Linked DNA regions of Homo sapiens: region 1 is linked to region 2. A link is an interaction called in ENCODE POLR2A ChIA-PET data of the cell type or tissue named here. Cell type or tissue: endothelial cell of umbilical vein. All regions are shown on one strand. Links, peaks and the distances in the headings refer to the core of each region. The heading gives the core; the rest is flanking DNA.

Region 1 (4,407 bases), core at 175-4,174, 810 kb after region 2:
CAAACCCTGGAAGTAAGGACGAGTTATAAAAAGATAAGTCTCTACAGAGATTATAATCTTGCCCAGAAACAGGTAAAGCCTCTTCAATTTCGTGTGGCCAATAACCATCATTCAATGAAATATTAATAGAAATCCCAAGAGAAAGGACTAAAAGAAAAAGTACTAACCATAGCAAGAGACTCACAGGTGATCCAGGTATTATGACTGTCAAGCAAAGACTTAAATAGCTTATTAATATCTTCAAAAATAAGAGGCAAGATAAAGAATACCATCAGAGAACTGGAATCTATAAAAGAATCAAATGGAAATTATAGATGTGGACCTAGCAATTATTGAATTTCAGAACTCAGTAAAATGGGTTTAACAGCCGATTAGACACAGGTGAATAGATCAGTGATTTGGAAAAGATGTCAGTAAAACCATCCTTAAACTACAAAGGGGAAAATGGACGAAATATAAATAAAATAGAGTAAAGGGGCATGAAAAGGACGAATATATGTGTAATGAAAAACCTAAAAAGGAAAGAAAGAGAATGTGCAGAAGCAATTTAAAATACATAATAGCCAAAAATTTTCCAGAACTGAAGAATGATATTAAGCAATAGATATCAAGCATTATCAACCTCAAGCAGCATAAATACACAGAAAAGCACAACTAATACATCTTAGCAAAACTGATCAAAACAAAAAATAAAGAAAACCTGTAAAATTTTTTCATAATGAAAAAGACTAATAGCTTTATATTTCTGCAGAAATATTGGTGTTTTTAAAGTGCTGGTAGAAAACAGAACTATTCATAATAGGCAAAATTTGCAGGTAACGAACATATTCATTAACTAAAGAACAAATAACTAAATTATGACATTTTATTACATGTGCCATACATCAATTAAAATAAATTACCTAATGCTACATACAGAAACATGGATGAATCTCACAAACAAAATAATGAGACAAAAAAAGCAGACACAAAGGAGAATATAACACTTGATTTTATTCATATCAAATCAAATTCAAAAATAGACAAAGCTAATCTGTGGTTTTAGAGATTAGGACAGAAGTTATCATTGGGGAAGAAGGGTTAGTGACAGGGAGGAATCATGAAGGGTATTTTAAAGTATTGTTAACATTCTCTTTCTTGATATGGCTGAAATTAATTTTTTCCAAGCTATAAAACTGGGAATTTTGTACTTTTTAATTCATATTAAAATTTAATTACTTAATTCACATAGAAAAACAGTAAAGTAAAAACTCTTACTTTAAACTGTGCTCCTATATCAGTGCCTTAACAAATAAAATGTGCAGGGTCATGATCATTTTGAACAAAGTAGAGTAAACTAATTCCCCTACAGTACATCCCACTGCCCCAAAGGTAGCACTTTCAGGGAAACCCAAGATGCCACCAATGCCACATTCTAATATAAATCATGCACCTATAGAAAGTTTTAAAGTTTAATGCCAATAACATCAGTTTTTCACACCCCTTCCCCCTACTGTTAAATCTGCTATTGCCTTCCACTCTGACAATTGCCAAATATAATGGGGAATTATAAATTAAACTCCTGGGTTCTTAAGCAAACATTATACAAGTTTATCTCTGGAGGAAATACATTCCTCAAATTCAAAGGCAAAGTTTCTCTTTGTTAAGTTACAATGGACTGAATACAGGGGAAATTATATGATATCTATATTATCATAGAACCTATTTTCAAAAAGAAAAAGAAGAAACTTTATTCTTTAGCCAGAAAGTATGTATTTTAATTAAATAGAAAGTTTCCCATTATTACATTTGAAGTTAGCTCTTGGTTAAGAAATATTGGAGAATTTCTTATGTTAATATAAAATATGTTGTAGTCTAAAACTGTAATGATAATTACCACCAAATTATATATTCTGATTATGTTTAAAATGCATGTGTTTATATGTAACATGTATTCATGAGAGTGTCTCGAAAACAAAATGAGCAAACAAAAAACTAAAAAGGCCTCTTAAAACACACAATCATCATGGTGTTAGAAAAAAGACCTTTTAAGACAGTGTGACCCTCGTGTACACACAGAGGCCATGGCCCATGGAATTGGAGCCCTGAAAACCAGGACATGGCTCTGTTTCCTATGCTGAAAACTAAATACTTCCTTATAGCCAAAAATAAGGAACAAAGACATATGTTGACCCCAATATCCTACGCTTGGCTGAAGTGGAATTTTGTCTTCTAGTACTTCTTGGCTGTGTTTGAGTTCCAACCAAAAGCTTATTGCACTTTACCTCTTTCCTATAAGTTATTGAAGGAGTAATTACTTGACATGCTTTCCTCTGCCTGTGGAAAAATAAAGCTGATAGCATAAAACAGGTCTCATAAAAAATCAGTAGTCACCCAGCCTGTGACATGCAACCAGCTGAAAGCTGATCCCTGCTGAGCCTTTCCTTCAGCAGCATTTCTGTGAACAGAGTCCCAACTGCTGATGACCAAGCAACAGGAACAGATAAGAAATGACCTGGGAGGCCAGGAGACTGGTCTGGACCTCCCTGATTACAGTTAACTTACTACATTGTCCCTGTTCCAACAGTGCCCTTTCAGTTAAATGCAATAAATCTCCTCCTCTTTAAGTGACAGGGAGCCTGATGGTTACTTTGGCTTTCAGGAATGAAAAACGGGGAGAAATGAACCTATCTAAAACAGGGAGAGCAAATAGCCACCTGCTGAGACAAAGCTCTAAACACAAATGTGAACACTGATTTTTTTGCTACGTGTTGATCTTAGAAGTGATTTTTATTTCTTGTGTAGTACGATATTTCACAAATACCCTACAATGTACAATTCCCTTTCTAGAATTTATTATTTCATAATTAGAAGAGAAAAAAAAAACAACCAAGGTAAGCTTTTAGCTCCCAGCCCTCAAAAATATCTTAAGTGATTTTTGTCTTTCAAATATTGCCTGCATTCGTTCTGTGAAATACTCCTTTCTTCTAAGATTTGGGAGAGTAGGAAATCAGTAGAACATACGTCAAACAGCTGACACCTGCCAATCAAAATTGAGTCGGTTTCACCCAGATAAAACCTGCATCTGACTTAGGACATTTCTCACAGTTTCTCATGGAAACTCGGAGACTGTAATTTGTACCTCATTCCCTATCATTTAATAGTATTATTTGCTCAATTTGAACAGGTGTTCGGCAAAGATAATTAACATTTGTTTAGTGGTTCTCAACTTTGGTGAAAATATTTTTTTTAATCCCAAAACAATGCAAAGTACATCTTTGTGCACTTCCCACTTAATAGATGAAGACATTGAGAATTTTAGAAGCAATCACACAGCTAAAATATGGAGCAACTCCAGAATTTTATTTTATGTCTATATGCTTTGAAATTTGTACTCTTCCTCCATCTATGTCATCCTCCTCCCTGCTGAGAAATGTTGCTAGTGCTGTTTGTTTATGCAAATCAACTAGATCAGTCTCCCTGATTAAAAGCAAAATACTAATACAGTCAGCCCTCCCTATCTGCCTATTTGGAAGGCCCCCTAAGGGACTTGGGCATCTGGGGATTTTGGTATTTGCAGGAGAAAAGGCAGGATGTCGTGTCCTGGAACCAATCCTCCATGGATACTAAGTAGTAGTAGCCAACTGTAGCAGCTTTTCTGAGTTTAGACGCACTAGTTCCCAAATTACATCTTAATCTCCCCTGTCTGCTAAAACAAGGTTTTTCAACCTTGGCACTCTGGTATTTTGGATCAGATAATTCCCTTGAGGGGTAGGAGGTGGGCTGTCCTGTGCATTGCAGAATGTTTAGCAGCATCTCTGGCTTCTACCTACAAGATACCAGTTGCACTCCCCCACCCCAAATCATGACAATTGAAAATGTCTCTAGATATTGGCCATGTTCCCTGAAAAACAAAATTGCCTCCAGTTGAGAACCACTGGCTTAAGGAATCTAACCAGCAGTTAAAACTTCAAAAGAGTTTGTATTCTCTTCTCTCTAAGCAAAGCCATCTTACACATTTTAAAAAGATCTCTTCTCTCTCTTGTAAGTCATTAAAAGACTCAGATTCTTCAGTGCGACAAAGTGTGCTTCAAAATACTATTCATCTTTCTGGGAAATTTACTAAACTTCACATTGCCCATTTGTAGTTGCATGTTAGGTATAATTTATTAGTCAATTTCACAAGATTTTTTCTCCCCACGTGCGGGCCCTGAGACATAGATGGCAGATGTCTGTTACTTAGATGTCCATTTTCTGTTGCTTAGAACAGACTACCTGGAACTGGGTAATTTATATAGAAAATGAATTTATTTCTTAGAGTTATGAGGGCTGATGAGTCCAAGGATAAGGGGCTACATCTGCTGAGGGCCTTCTTGCTGGTGGGGACTCTCTGCAGAGTCCCAAGACTATACAAGATGAGGAGGTGAG
Region 2 (4,407 bases), core at 96-4,095:
GCCACTGCACTCCAGCCTGGGTAATAGAGTAAGACTCCATCTCAAAAAAAAAAACAAAATCACCACTAAAGAAGGCCTGCAAGGTATGAGACAGCTTACAGACCATCTACTGTATTGATATGGCATGGGTTGCTGCAAGGAGACGTACCTACAAGTCTAGTTTTGGTTTGGATATTGGCAGTACTATGGAATGTCTCAAGGCAGATTGCCTTTGGCAAGAAGGACTTTCTTCTTTCTACTCTATTCAAAGAAAGGATGTTTTGAGGATGTTGTATAATTTATAAATCCAAGCCAGTATAATTTGCCTTGGGTACTATTGCTGGATCTTTGCCAATCATTATAGTTAGTGAATCATATCTTACTCACATTGCTGTGCCTTTTAGTGGGTATCTGATACAGAAGAAACCATGGAGTGAAAAAGTCTTCCTTTCTTGGGGCCTTGGATAGGTGAGTAGGGATCAGGGTAGTCTAGCCAATCTGTTTTCTAGATTGTTCTCTCTTACCTTACTGAATGAATGCCTCATTTTATAGAGATCCAGAGAAGGAAGGTGACATTCTCCAAGCACATGAAAAAGATGGAAATCTGAGACTTGATGCTAGACAGCCATAGCTTTCCAAGCTCTCCTATATGATGCCACCAAAAGAAGAACAGCGAAATATCCATTCGCTAATGATCACTTTTACTATTGATGAGCCTTGTTTCTCCTACACATTAAAGCCTTTGTAGTTGCATTGTGTGAGGATAATTTTAGGAGTCAACGTAAATGGATTAAGGGTTGCTTAGAGAACTGGCAAAGCATTCTCTCCTGGTGTGTCTGTGAGGGTGTTTCCAGAGGAGATTGGCGTTAGAGTCAGTGGACTGAGTGGGGAAGACCAACCATGAATATGGGCAGGCACCATCCAATCAGCTAGGGCCTAATGTAACAAAAAAGAGAGAGAAAAGGTAATTTCTTGTCTCTCTCCTGCTCTTTGACATAAGAATTACAGACTTTTATACCAGTTTCCCCCATCCCCAGGCTCTCAGGCCTTCAGTCTCAAACTGAGCATTACACTATCGCCTTCCCTAGTTCTGAGGCTTTTAGACTCGGACTGAGCCATGATACAAGCATCCCTGGGTCTCTAGTTTGCAGATGGCCCATTGTGAGATTTGTCAGCCTCCATAATCATGTCAGCCAATTCTCCTAATAAATTCCTTCTCATATCTCTATCTCTATCTGTATCATCACTATCCGTATCATCTATGTCTAAATGTACACATCCAATTGATTCTGTCTCTATGGAGAACTCTGACCAATACACATTGTTCCCTATCAGTGCTTATTTATTATTCTCACACTGATATATTTCCAGAATACCTACATATGCCAAGGTAGTAATTTGGGGAACTGATCCTGTGAAATAAAGAAAATGTACTATTAGTTTGTCAGAAATGGTGAAGTGCAAATCCTTCATTTACTCTCTGTCCTCTTTTCAGCTTGCATTTAATATCAGAGAAGCATCCCATCAGAGCTTGAGATCCATATTGGTGATTGCATAGTTACTTTGCGTGCTCTGCTCTGCTGTTTCTTGATTATAATTGAGTCACTTACACAAATCTGAGTAAAGGCAGGAAATCAGCCATTTGTGATGAATAATTCCTGCAAATTGGATGCAAGTCTACATTTTATAAATTCAGATTAGGTAATATTTCAGATTCTCAAGAAGAACCCTACAGGTAGGTATATTATATGATCTCACTCAATAACACATTCATTACGCACAATTAGGTTGACTGCACGCCCCCATTGTCTGGGACAGTCTTGGTTTTTACCTCTTGTCCTATTTACTATTTGTCTTAGGCAAAAGTAACTCACTTGAGAAGGTAAATTATATGGTCATCCTGTACAACATAAATATAATTTATGTGCCTCTCAATAGGCAATGCAGCCCTTTAGAAACTGCATAGGTTTTAGAGTCAGGTGGTCCTGAGCATAAATCTCAGCTCTGCCATCCATTAGTTAAGTAATCTTAAGAAAATTTCTAAACTCTCTGGGATTCTGCTTCCTCAAAGTGAAATGTAAAAATCTAGCTCGGATTTCCATATTAAGATCATTGTGAAGATTAATTAAATCCTGCATGCACACAATGCCTGAAGTATAATCTGGTATTATATTTTATTTTATTGACAGATGCATTTCTCATCAGAAACATTATAAGAGTGAAATTTTATTTTTATTTTTTTTTATTATAGCAGCACAATTCTTTTTTTTTTATACTTTAAGTTCTAGGGTACATGAGCACAACGTGCAGGTTTGTTTGTTACATACGTATGCATGTGCCTCGTTGGCGTGCTGCACCCATTAACTGGTCATTTACATTAGGTATATCTCCTAATGCTATCCCTCCCCCCTCCCCCCACCCCATGACAGGCCCCGGTGTGTGATGTTCCCCTTCCTGTGTCCAAGTGTTCTCATTGTTCAATTCCCACCTAAGAGTGAGAACATTCGGTGTTTGGTTTTCTGTCCTTGCGATAGTTTGCTGAGAATGATGGTTTCCAGCTTCATCCATCTCCCTACGAAGGACATGAACTCATCCTATATTTATTTATTTATTTTTAGATGGAGTTTCACTCTGCGGCTCAGGCTGGAGTACAATGGCGTGATCTTGGCTCACTGCAACCTCCGCCTCCTGGAGGAGTTCAAGTGATTCTCCTGCCTCAGCCTCCCTGGTAGCTGGGATTACAGACTCCCGCCACCACACCCGGCTAATTTTTGTATTTTTAGTAGAGACGGGGTTTGGTCATGTTGGCCAGGCTGGTCTCGAACTCCTGACCTCAGGTGATCCACCAGCCTTGGTCTCCCAAAGTGCTAGGATTACAGGAGTGAGCCACCACACCCGGCTAGGATTTGTCATTTAAAAGAATTTAAACTTACACTTCAAAATAAATGCAGACTGAATCCTGCCTACACCCTCCCCCAGAAAAACACCATGAAATTTGTAAGGTAAAAAATAGCTAGTTTTATAAGTAGAAAAAGATACATGTATCAAGTGAAATAATGGATAATGGTCAGGGAAGTTTTAGCTAAGCAATGCTAAGGGATTGGTTTCCTTGAAAGCTTTTTCTGCTAACTCTATCCCCTCACAATCCCAGCTTTGCTATTCATTTCCTTTTTCCTCTCTCTTTCTCCTCTCTCTTTCTGTGATCCTTGAAGGAGGCAAAGCATGACTGCTTCTCCACATCCCTATGTCAGACATTGGTGGATCCATGAGATGCTGCAATTAGAAGTATTCCCAGCTTTCTATGGCATCTTCAGCTAGTCCCCCAGATAGCAGGATGTGAACTCTCATGCCTTTGATTTTCTCCTTTAATGATAAACAAAACTCGGCCTCATCGAAGAGAGGCTTGCAGAGATTTGTTGGGCTTCACAGCCAAATCCATTAGCCCTTTGATGTTCCATCCTCCTCAGCAACTCCTTTCTCATTTTCTTCTGTGAAGTCAATAGCTCATTATTGTTTTCCATCTGCATTCAATCTTTCAGTTACTATCCACAATAATAATAATAATAATTGTGTTCAAGTTTATTTCCAATCTAAAGATCCACTGATATAGATAAATTGCAAATACCCATGCTGCTTTTACTTTCATTTTCAACAGAAAGCACCACTTGAATGATACTTCAATAATACAGATTTTATAATCTTTCATAAATACTTTATCTAGGTAAAATGTGCATCTGGAGGGTAAGACTATTGCAATTTTTATTGTATGTAAGAGTCTTCAAAATAACTCCAGCTACTACTTATACAAAATCTTACTTTAAGTAAACTCATATTAGCTACTGTAATTTTCTTGGTTAATGTATTTGGAGTAAAAAATGTTTAGATAAAAATTCTTGTATTATTTTTTAGACAAAATCTACAATTATATTAAAGATATAAAAATCATCTTTGGAAAAAATTTTAACAAAATTATGTGTACTATGATATATACGTGTGTGTGTGTGTGTGTGTGTGTGTGTGTGTGTGTGTGTGTGTACATAAGGGAGTATCCAAAGAATGAACCATTAACAGCCCACAAAGCATTCTGTAATTGTCAATCCAATTTCTCCCTCCTTTCGCATCCTATAGAGGAAGATACCTAGACACAAATAATAAAATCCTGAGGAGGAAATTAAGAGAAAGAAGGCCAAAGCCTTAGAGTATAGGGTACAAAAGACCCAGCATTTAATATAAAAAACTGCAGCATATTCAGGAGGTAGATGAGGGCAATTTGGTGGCCAAATTGTTCACAATGAAATAGCTGACCCTGTCCTTGACCACTCTATTGTCCCACAATTTCATAGTCAAACCATTATCAAATTGTGTCATTTAAACTTGTAAAATGTACACTAAGACCTTGGTTGAAGTTTTCATCCTTCCATGTTTTCT

What was found. ChIA-PET counts read pairs that join two places held together with the same protein. Peaks named below come from ENCODE experiments on the same cell type or tissue, not always from the same donor. Only the 100,000 strongest peaks of a DNase experiment are listed, where the experiment ranks them.
Region 1: POLR2A ChIA-PET joins it to region 2 with 5 read pairs; 2 of 35 experiments call an interaction of 5 or more read pairs at or near these places.

Annotation. Positions count from the first base shown.
Region 1 is chr16:59,354,988-59,359,394 of GRCh38, reverse strand. No RefSeq gene overlaps it. Among named protein-coding and RNA genes, the nearest start is that of LINC02141, 500 kb to the left of the region's middle. RefSeq lists an enhancer at 2,336-2,630. In endothelial cell of umbilical vein, for the core only: no CTCF peak of the experiment used is centred there; a DNase peak (open chromatin) is centred at 2,454.
Region 2 is chr16:60,162,256-60,166,662 of GRCh38, reverse strand. No RefSeq gene overlaps it. Among named protein-coding and RNA genes, the nearest start is that of LINC02141, 310 kb to the right of the region's middle. In endothelial cell of umbilical vein, for the core only: no CTCF peak of the experiment used is centred there; no DNase peak of the experiment used is centred there.